2 separate regions of the Homo sapiens genome follow, and region 1 is linked to region 2. Evidence: chromatin contacts called from ENCODE Hi-C or POLR2A ChIA-PET data. All regions are on one chromosome and are shown on one strand. The core of a region is the stretch at or near the end of the contact, and the rest is flanking DNA. Distances in the headings are between cores, read along the strand shown.

The links. A loop is a pair of places that touch in the nucleus more often than their neighbours do. ChIA-PET counts read pairs that join two places held with the same protein, here RNA polymerase II (POLR2A). Pooled maps may share reads with other maps.
Region 1: a pooled map shows a loop between it and region 2 (2.5-fold over the local background). The contact joins the enhancer-like site here to the promoter of ALS2 in region 2. A Hi-C loop is called at or near these places in 5 of 50 pooled maps. POLR2A ChIA-PET finds 5 or more read pairs at or near these places in 6 of 52 experiments (A673, AG04449, AG04450 and 3 more).

Annotation. Positions count from the first base shown.
Region 1 is chr2:201,879,322-201,884,039 of GRCh38, forward strand. It overlaps CDK15 (cyclin dependent kinase 15), which reads left to right. Exons shown (of 14, transcript NM_001366386.2): 12 at 707-846. Among named protein-coding and RNA genes, the nearest start is that of CDK15, 75 kb to the left of the region's middle. Within about 2 kb of position 1,875, at least 3 of the 41 ENCODE cell types and tissues checked have a DNase peak (open chromatin) inside an H3K27ac peak, as active enhancers do; they include IMR-90, where a contact is called at or near this core.
Region 2 is chr2:201,779,099-201,783,693 of GRCh38, forward strand. It overlaps ALS2 (alsin Rho guanine nucleotide exchange factor ALS2), which reads right to left and starts at 1,835. Exons shown (of 34, transcript NM_020919.4): 1 at 1,779-1,835. RefSeq lists a silencer at 1,505-1,674 and enhancers at 1,805-1,874, 1,885-2,114, 2,125-2,194.

The DNA.
Region 1 (4,718 bases), core at 625-3,124, 100 kb after region 2:
CTTTTCCCCCTCCAGATTTCTGTGCTTGCCACCCTTGGAGTCCAGAGCCTTGAACATGTTTTTTGTTTGTTTGTTTGAGACAGAGTCTTGTTCTGTTGCCCAGGCTGGAGTGCTGTGGTGCAATATTAGCTCACTGCAGCCTCTACCTCCCAGGTGCAAGTGATTGTCATGCCTCAGCCTCCTGAGTAGCTGGGATTACAGGTGCATGCCACCACGCCCAGCTAATTTTTATGTTTTTAGTAGAGACAGGGTTTCGCCATGTTGGCCAGTCTGGTCCCAAACTCCTGGCCTCAAGTGATCTGCCTACCTCAGCCTCTCAGAGTTCGATCGTATTTTGAATCAGGCCTTTCTACTTGGTTGGGGCTGCAGTGTTCCTCCAAAAAGAATCCTTGATTATATATTTCTGTTTATAATTATATTTCTGTGTCTTTTATGTGTACATGGTGCCCAGACACACGGTGGAGGGCAAGGGAGCTGAGTGATAGAATGAGGAGATTTTTCCCCTTCAACTTAGTAACAGGACAGTCAGTAAGAGTTTAGTATGGGGGTTACTTTTCCAGTTGCCATCAACTTTAGCAATTCCAGGAAAATTCTACTTAAAATCTAAGTCTAGCCATCTCCTTTTCTTTACTTTTTGTTTTTATCCCTTTGTTTTTCAGAAGGGAGGCTGCTGGAGAAACTCTATTTTTCTCTCCCACTTTTCCAGGCTGGGCAGGGTTCCTGAAGCTGAAGACCTGGCCTCCCAGATGCTAAAAGGCTTTCCCAGAGACCGCGTCTCCGCCCAGGAAGCACTTGTTCATGATTATTTCAGCGCCCTGCCATCTCAGCTGTACCAGCTTCCTGATGGTGAGCGAGGGAGTGTGTGCGTGTGCGTGAGTGCATGTGCGTGAGTGCGTGTGTGTGTAAGTCTTGGTGTCTTAAGTAGTTTGCCTCAGCACCGGAGAATCATAGCATTTACCCCCAGGAGTGAAGTTAGAGATCAGTTTGCCTGGGAGAAGCAAGATAGGACCTAATCTTGTCTGAGTTTTGCATGAGCTTCTCTCAAACTCTGAAGCACTGGTGGGGAGAGGTTACAAGGACCTCTTTGTAATGGTCCAGACATTTCACAGGTACACATTTACACTCAGAAATTGGATGAGATGGACGTTGTCTCTGAGTTGTTTGCCTTAGCTACCATCTGCCAGGAAGCCACACCAGTGTTTCTAACAAGACTCTTCTCCCTTTCTGCGGAGAGTAAGATGATAGGTGAAGCGGATATGTCCTGAGAGGGAGCTGGGCCTTTCTTGATTGGTAATAGCAAGCTGCAGAAGGCAGTGCCGGGGTGGGGTGCTGGGGGAAGGGAGGTCTCCTCCGAGGCTGCCCACCTCCTGTAAACACAAGTTACCTTGGAATCAGCCTTTGCTGCCTGGGCCTGAAGTCATCTTCCAAACCTGAAATCTGCTGAGGGATCATGTGGTTGGAACTCCCGTCATGTTTCTTGGACTGTGGCCAGGAAGGGCTACAGGAGGATGTGGGCAGTGGTCATGGGGGACTATCCTTAGGTGAGGTTTCTTTGAAAAAAAATCCACCATTCAACTAAAAATAGTTTTAGGAGCAAGGGACAAGTAGACAAGAAAAGCAAAGCTACCAGGAAGGAAAAACAGAAGAGAGAGAAGCAGCCAGGGTTGGTTTTAGAAGTCCTAAGCCAGAGAAAAGAAAGCTTAGGAGGGAGGGCCTAAGGGCTGGAACTGCGATGAGGACACTGGAAGGGGCGTGGGGGAGTGGCGATGGGGTGCAGTGAGATAAGGATGGGGACAGGGTGAGGAGCTACTGCCCAAGAGGTGTGGAAACAGCCTGGTCCGCCTTGCCAGAGTTTGCAGACGCAGCTCCTCTGTGTCTAGGACATCGTCCTGCAGCAGTCCAAAGCGCTTAGTTTGGGACTTGCTGAGGCATTCTGTTTTATGACTAAAGTGAGTCATTTAGGATCTCCAAAAATAACCATAATCATACAACTGGGGTTAATGTCTTACTTAACCCTGTAGAAAGAGTCAGTCATTAGTATTTATTAAATTGCCATTAAGTGTCAAGAACATATTGAGTGCTATAAAAAGTTGAGGAAAACAAGAGACTTGTCCTTGGCCTCCAGGTTCTTATGAAGTGGGAGGAAAAGAGGGTGAGGAAGAGGAAACGGGGCACCCTCGCACACATATCAGCACACATCATATCTAAACAGCAAAAAATCTGTGCATAATCAACTGCAGATGTGCAGAGACTATGTGTGTGTTGAAGGCAATTATTTGGAGGAACAAGAATTCAAATGAGATGGATTAGACTGGAGGTGAATCTAAAGTGGAATTTGGAAGGAGGAGAGAGGCATATGGGTGGAACAAAAGACATTGCAGGCAGATCCACAGTTCTCACTCCTTTCCTGGTACCTCTGCCCCCACTTCAGCCCCATTCCTCCCCGGCCACTCCCATCCCAATCCCCTCTTCCCAGTCCAAGCCCCTAGATTGTTCCTTTTCAGCTTTCTCCTGTCAGACTTGGGACTTATAACTCTATTACTTCATGCAAGTGTACACGCTTGGATGTACATACACACGCACACACACACACACTCCCTTCTCTCCACTTAAAGAAACTTTCCCCATTGGCCCTCCTTTAGGATCTGTTATTCCACATGCTGACAATTGCTGGGGATCTTCAGAGTTTTCTAGGCTCCAGCTTTTGCTTGACGCAAGATGATTAGGAAGAAACAATCACTGTCCAAACTGATGTGTTGTTAGAAACTTGGGTTTTGATTTTTCCTGGCTGACCCAAAAGCAAAGCCACCAACAGAGGGGCCGTGGTGCATGGGTATCTAAGGTTGTGTGTGTATGTGTGTATATGTGTGTGTGCGTATGTGTGTGTGTGTGTGTGAGAGAGAGACAGAGAGAACAATCTGTATTCCTTCCCTGTTCGCCCAGTCACAGAGCCCAAATCTACTTTGACACTTTTAGAAAAATGAAAAGATGGAATCTTGTAGGAGGCTGCCTGCACTAGCGGGGGAAACCAGGAGTGCTCACAGCAGGAGGGAAGTTGACTTTTCTTTATACATATAGGGGTTTTTCCATGCAGAGTTTAAATTATGCCTGATAAAAGGAGTTTCGTGGATGTTTCAGTTCTTTCAAATTCTCCTGGCTTCCTCCCAATTAAATGAGGTTTGTCAAAGCCACAGGGCTCTGCTGCTGCTGCCTCGGCGGACAAGCATTTCCTGCAGCGACATCTCGAATCCCCGAGGGAGAAGATGAAAGCGCCGGTGCCAAGAGACAGGGAAAGGCGGGGGCAAGATTGGGTGTGTGTGCTTCTGTGTGTGTGTGCTCGTGCACATGAGTGCACGAGCATGTGTGTGTGCTTGTGTATGTGTGTGACAGGGTGGTGGGTGTGCAGAAATATGTATATAGACAGATGGACAAGTAGATAGAAAAAGCAAAGCTACCAGGAAAGAAAAATAGAGGAAGAGACAGAAGCAGCCAGGGCTGGTTTGTGCACCTTCGTGACAGTGGCTCTCACCACCAGCACATTATCTACTAAGAGATGCGGTCCTTGGCCTGGCAGTGCCAGCCTGCTTTTTCATTGCCCCTGGCAATGAGCCTTTATTAACAGCCTCCTTTGCAGACAGAGCACACCAGTGGGTAATCACAGTTCCCAATCTGCAGGGACATAGAAACTCCATCCCTGAGGAGGGCTGCCCCAGGCATGAGAATTGTGCAAAAATCGGCATGCTCTTGTGAGTGATTTGTAAGGAGAGTTTCTCTGCCATAATTATGCAAGAAATTTTGCTCTCTGGTGGCATTTCAGTATAAAATTATTTAGGGGCTTATATTTATATCATTTTATTATTCTGATTTTATTCTGGTTGCAGGATAACAGAGTTGTCACTTTAAAATATATTCTGTTTCCCCTTTGATCTGGAAGATGCCAGCTCTTATTGTCTGCCCTCTAAAGAAGACAATTAAAGCATAAAGCCTGGGACTGGGAAATACGTGGAGAGTGGAAGGACAGCCTAAATCCCAGTGTAGGAGCGGCATAGAAATTCCACACAAAATGAAAGAATTGTTCCAGTCCATCTCTATTTTCATGACGCTGAGAAGTCCCGAACAATGCTTTCCCTAGGTTGTGGCAGTACGCTTAGAGCCAAAGGGCATTTATCAGGGGGTTATTTGCCATGAAAACCAGGAATTCCAGGATTAGTTTCCTTTTGGACAGCACCTGAAGTGGAAAAGTGTGAATATTAGAATGGCAAGCATGTGGGAACTTCTGCCAAGTTCTGACATTTTCCCTTATTGACTCGTGAACACCTGAAGAAACACTTGTTGAAGGAGAAATTATTGGTAGTCCCTCTCAAAACACAGCCAACAGCAAGCTAATTGCTTTTGCAGATGGCCAGGGAGTCGCTCTTCCCACTCAGACACCGGCTTATGGCCACACTTGTGGTCCTCGTGGCTGAGCCAGCAGGGCAGGACGTCAGCTGGAGCAGCTAGGACCTAAAATTAGGCCCTTGGCAACTCTCTAATCTTAGCTGCAGGTTCAGCTTCTTCATTTAATTCTCTTTGCCCTCAGCATGAACTTGGGCTCTGGGAAAGGAACACTGTTTAATGATTTGGGGGTGGGGGTAGTAGGAAATCATTAAGCTGCCCCTTCTTAAAACTGGCTCCGCTCTGTTCTTTCAGGAAACCTTCCAAATGTTACCCTTGGAAAT
Region 2 (4,595 bases), core at 585-3,084:
TAGCATACCCTTTGCTTCTTTAACAGTCAAAGTGCCCAAAGTAAGTGTTTCAAATGACAGCCCAAATTCTGAAAAACTGAAATTTGGAGAGAAGGGATTCCTGTTTATATTGAGTACATTTAAAAAGTAAATGGCCTGCATAATGCCACTCAAGTTTTGTTTTTTTCCCAAAATTATCGGTTTGGTATTTCATTTTTCTGGATCATTACAGTTTCAAATTTTAACACTGTTAAACAACTTTGACGTTTTCTTGCTATAATTATGAATTTTAAATCTGCTAATACTGGTCATAGTTTAGAAACTAATAAATTCAAACCATGTATAGATTCTGTCAGTATCTTTTTCACATTAAAATGTCCTTATGGAACACCAAAATTACTACAGAACAACTTGAAATCATATTTTATAGCTACTTCCTTAAAATATTCAGTTCCCTTCCCCATCACTTAAGAAAAGAGTCAGTTTGGATCATGATGTAGTGGGAGGAATTAATTATAAAAACAGCTAATATGTATTGAATATTTACCATAAAACAGGCACTGTAATAAATACGATACATGAACCATTACACGTAAAGGTACTGTTATCAGGAAAACATTTTTATCCCCAATTTAGAGACAAGAGAACTGAGGCAGAGAGATTAAATAACTTGCCCAAAATCAAAGATGTAAATGGATGTGACTCTGGGTATGTTCAGATACAAAGCCTAGAATCTTAACCACTATGCTTATGTTATCAAGGTTAAAACACCGTAGTTTACTGCAAAAAATTTTTCACTGCTTTAAATTATTCATTAACTCAAAGGTCAACCGGTCACTCCAAATCATATGATAAATGGGGGGGAAAATGTGGGACCAATAGGTTTGCTGAAGTTTTGTACCTGCTCAGAATAAACATATCACACAATTTTATTCCATATAGCCAAATATAAGGGTAACTGAGTAAAGATCTTCACTTGGGTACAGCAGTCAGTTCCTTCTCCATCCTAAACCAGAAAGAAAGCACTGTTCTTGGATATGCCACTTCAACAAGAGTGTTTTTTCTCTTCCACCATCAAAGCCTTAAGCAATAGAACGATTCTACCAGTCTACTGTTGCCTGTCTCCAAAGCAGCCCTATTATCCGAGGACGAACACCAGCGTCAAGGACCTGTGTTATTTTTCTGGCTTCGCTTCTCAAAATAACTTATCTTCTCCTCTTGATGAATTACTTGATAGGCTCAAAGACTTGCCTAAACTACTAATTCTTATTATCAAAGCTATTTTCTTTCTCCGCAACCGCCTTTTCAAGTAGCCCTTGGTCCACTCTTCAACGCGATTTGCACCCTGTGGCAAGGCCGCCAGGGACACTCAGCAGGGTTCCAGGCCACGGACCCCAGTTTATCAGCTCAGCGCCTAGTGTGGGCATTCAAGAAATTCTCGTGAATGAATAGCTGGAAGGCAGCGTGGGTGGAGGCGGGAAGAGGGGGCTTGAAGGAATTTCACGCAGCTGAGACCACTGCAGCGGCGCCCAGTCTGGGGAGGGAGAGACCGGGGCAAGTGGGAGAACCTGGGGCCAAGGCAGGGGCCGCCTCGGGCGCTGCTGGACCGGCAGGAGCAGTCGATCGCACCCAGAGCTGGGAAAATGCGGGCGCCGTCTCCGCAGGCCCCCCGCAGGGCGCTCTCCGGCCTCGACCACAGCCTCCGCCTAGCTCCCTGTCCCCGGCCTTCCGCATACAAGGGGTCCCAGCCGATAAGCCCTCCTTAGCCAATAGCCAACCCGGGACCCACACTCGCTCACCTGAAGCTCCACCGGCAGCACCGCGCTCCGCATCCGGCGCGAGCTTGGCAACCCAGTGGGTCCGCGGGATCAGCTGATTCATGGAGGGCGGGGCCTCCGGACAGGGCGGGGCTGCAGGGCGACTAGCGAAGGTAAACGAGGGCGCGGGCGGCTCTTGGAATCCGAGCTCCTGGGAATTGTTCTTGGGAGACTGTCGACGGCGTCTGTTGGGGGTCAAAATTGCTGAGAATGCGTTAGGCACTGCAGGCTACGTACTTGGGAGCACAGTCTCTCCCTTAGTTTAGGGCGGAGCTATCAGTCCTGAGATGCGCTTTGATGATGACGTAGAATAGAGTCGTCCAAGCCTAGCTACCCGAGCGCTCCCATGGTAACAGGCGGTGGTGAAAGTGGTTGGGAGCAGCAGTCGTTTGTTACCACCTCAAACTGCAAGGGCCGGAAGTATAAAAGTAAAAAGGCTGAAATATTTTCAAATTGCCTTTATGGACAGTACCCTAACAGTGGTCGCTTCTCCCCCCTACTCCCGCGAATGACGTCATCGCCTCGCGGCCCCGTTTCGCCATTGTATCCTCAATGTGTAAACTTACTGGTTAGTTGCAACCCCAAAAGATGGGGTGGGATAGGAGAAAATGAAGTGGCCTCTCCAGTGATTCCCGTAGTACTCCCCAATATACAATCAGTAAAATCAGCTTTCTTGTCCCGCGCACAGTTTCATAACACTGTTTTTCGCAGCCACAGTCCCACCCCACCCAGCCTGCACTCTCAAGTCCTCCCATGATTTTATGATTTTCCAGAGCTGCCACTCATGTCGCACAGTGGGTGCAAACCTTCTGCTGCTAGGCATTGTGCCATCGCTGGACCTGCAAACATGCAAATATTTAGACCATCAACGACAGATGTGTAGTCGGGTTCTGAAACTCCTATATCCTATTCACCAACACCCTCAACTCAATTTCCTCCCTGATCCTTCGCCCACCTGCAAAACTGTTAGTCTGCAACAGTTCAACCAACCTTGCTCACTCCTGCATCGGTGCAGAAAATCACACAACCCTGAGAATTGGCACCACTGCGAACGAAAAGTGTCCAACTTCAGTCGGGACTTCCACGTGCGACTACGCAATATTGCTGAGCCTAAGACAGTCACATTTACACATTGCTACTCAGATTATCTCCTATTCCCCTCCCCTGCTGTTCCCAGCCCTCACGCTCTTCTAACCTCTTACTGAACTCTACTCACTCACCCGCTTTGGTAAAAATAAAAATAAAAAATTTTGTCTCTTACATCTCTGAGGAAAGTGAGACCACTAGAGGTGAATTTCCTTAAATCCCAAATCCCATCAGCCACTACCACAAAACCTACCTGCAACCAGTTTTGATTTGTTTTGTTTTGTTTAGAGGGAGTCTCGATCTGTCGCCCAGGCTGGAGTGCAGTGGCGCGATCTCGGCTCACTGCAACCTCCGCCTCCCAGGTTCAAGCGATTCTCCTGCCTCAGCCTCCCAAATAGCTGGGATTACAGGTGCCCGCCACTACGCCCGGCTAATTTTTGTGTTTGTAGTAGAGATGGGATTTCACCATGTTGGCCAGCCTGGTCTCGAACTCCTGACCTCAATTGATCCACGTGCCTCAGCCTCCCAAGGTGCTAGGATTACAGGCGCGAGCCACCGAGCCCCGGCTCCTTTTCACCGAGTCCTTTTCTTCTCCCTCTTTCTTCTTAGAAGATCCTGAACTCAGGATCCCTAATCTCCCCAAAGGAAAGACTTTGTTCTGTTGATGAAAAAAGACAAACTTTATAAAATATTTGAAGAGGTTAAATATACTCTGATCGAAACATGAGTAACCATGGCCTGGGACACAGCCTCAAGAAGTCCTGAGAACATGTGCCCAGGGTGGTTGGGTTATAGCTTGGTTTTATACATTTTAGAGAGACAGAAGTTATAGGCAAAGACATAGATCAATACATGGGGGGCCGGTGGTGCTCACAGATTATAGGTGGATTCAGAGACTTTATGATGGGTTGAAAAAGCTAAGCTTTTCCTAAAGAGTTGAAGTTAGCAGAAAGAAATATTTGAGTTAAAATGAAGGGGGTTATAGAAGCCAAGGTTCTTGTTACGTAGATGAAGCTTCCAGGTAGCATATGTTATAGGACCTTAAAATGTGTCAGACTCTTGGTTAAATCTCTCCTGGATCAAGAAAAGACCTGAAAAAGGAAAGTGATTCTGTATAAAATGCAAATTCCCCCCACAAGAGACAGCTTTGCAGGGTCATTTCAAAATATGTCAAAGAAATATATTTTGGGGTAAAATATTTTTATTTTCTTCAGGGCCAACTATCTGTCTTGTAATGCTATACCATAGTCAGGTTAGAGTTGGATAATCTTATTGCTACAAGAGTCTATTTTGTCAGTCTTATGATCTCTATTTTCATTTCATGAAAATGGTTTAGACCACTTTAATGCTGGTCTAAACTCCAAAGGGAGAGGATATAATGAGGTATGTCCAACCTGCCTTCGCATCATGGCCTTAACTAGTTTTTAAGGTTTTCTTTAGGATCCCCTTGGCCAAGGAGGGTGGAGGGAGATCTATTCAGTTGGTTGGGGGGGCTAAGAATTTCATTTTTTTATTTACATTTCCATTACTTATCCCTTCTCCTTCATGTATTTTCAACCTCTGCCTGTCTTCTTATTCCTATATACTTACAGTGTATAAACCTGCTATCTATCTCATCTTTAATTTTTTTACTTTCTGCCTTTTTTCCTTTCCAACCTCATTTCCTACCTCTACTTTCTGACTTCCCAGTCTTCCTCACCATTTCCTTAAGTC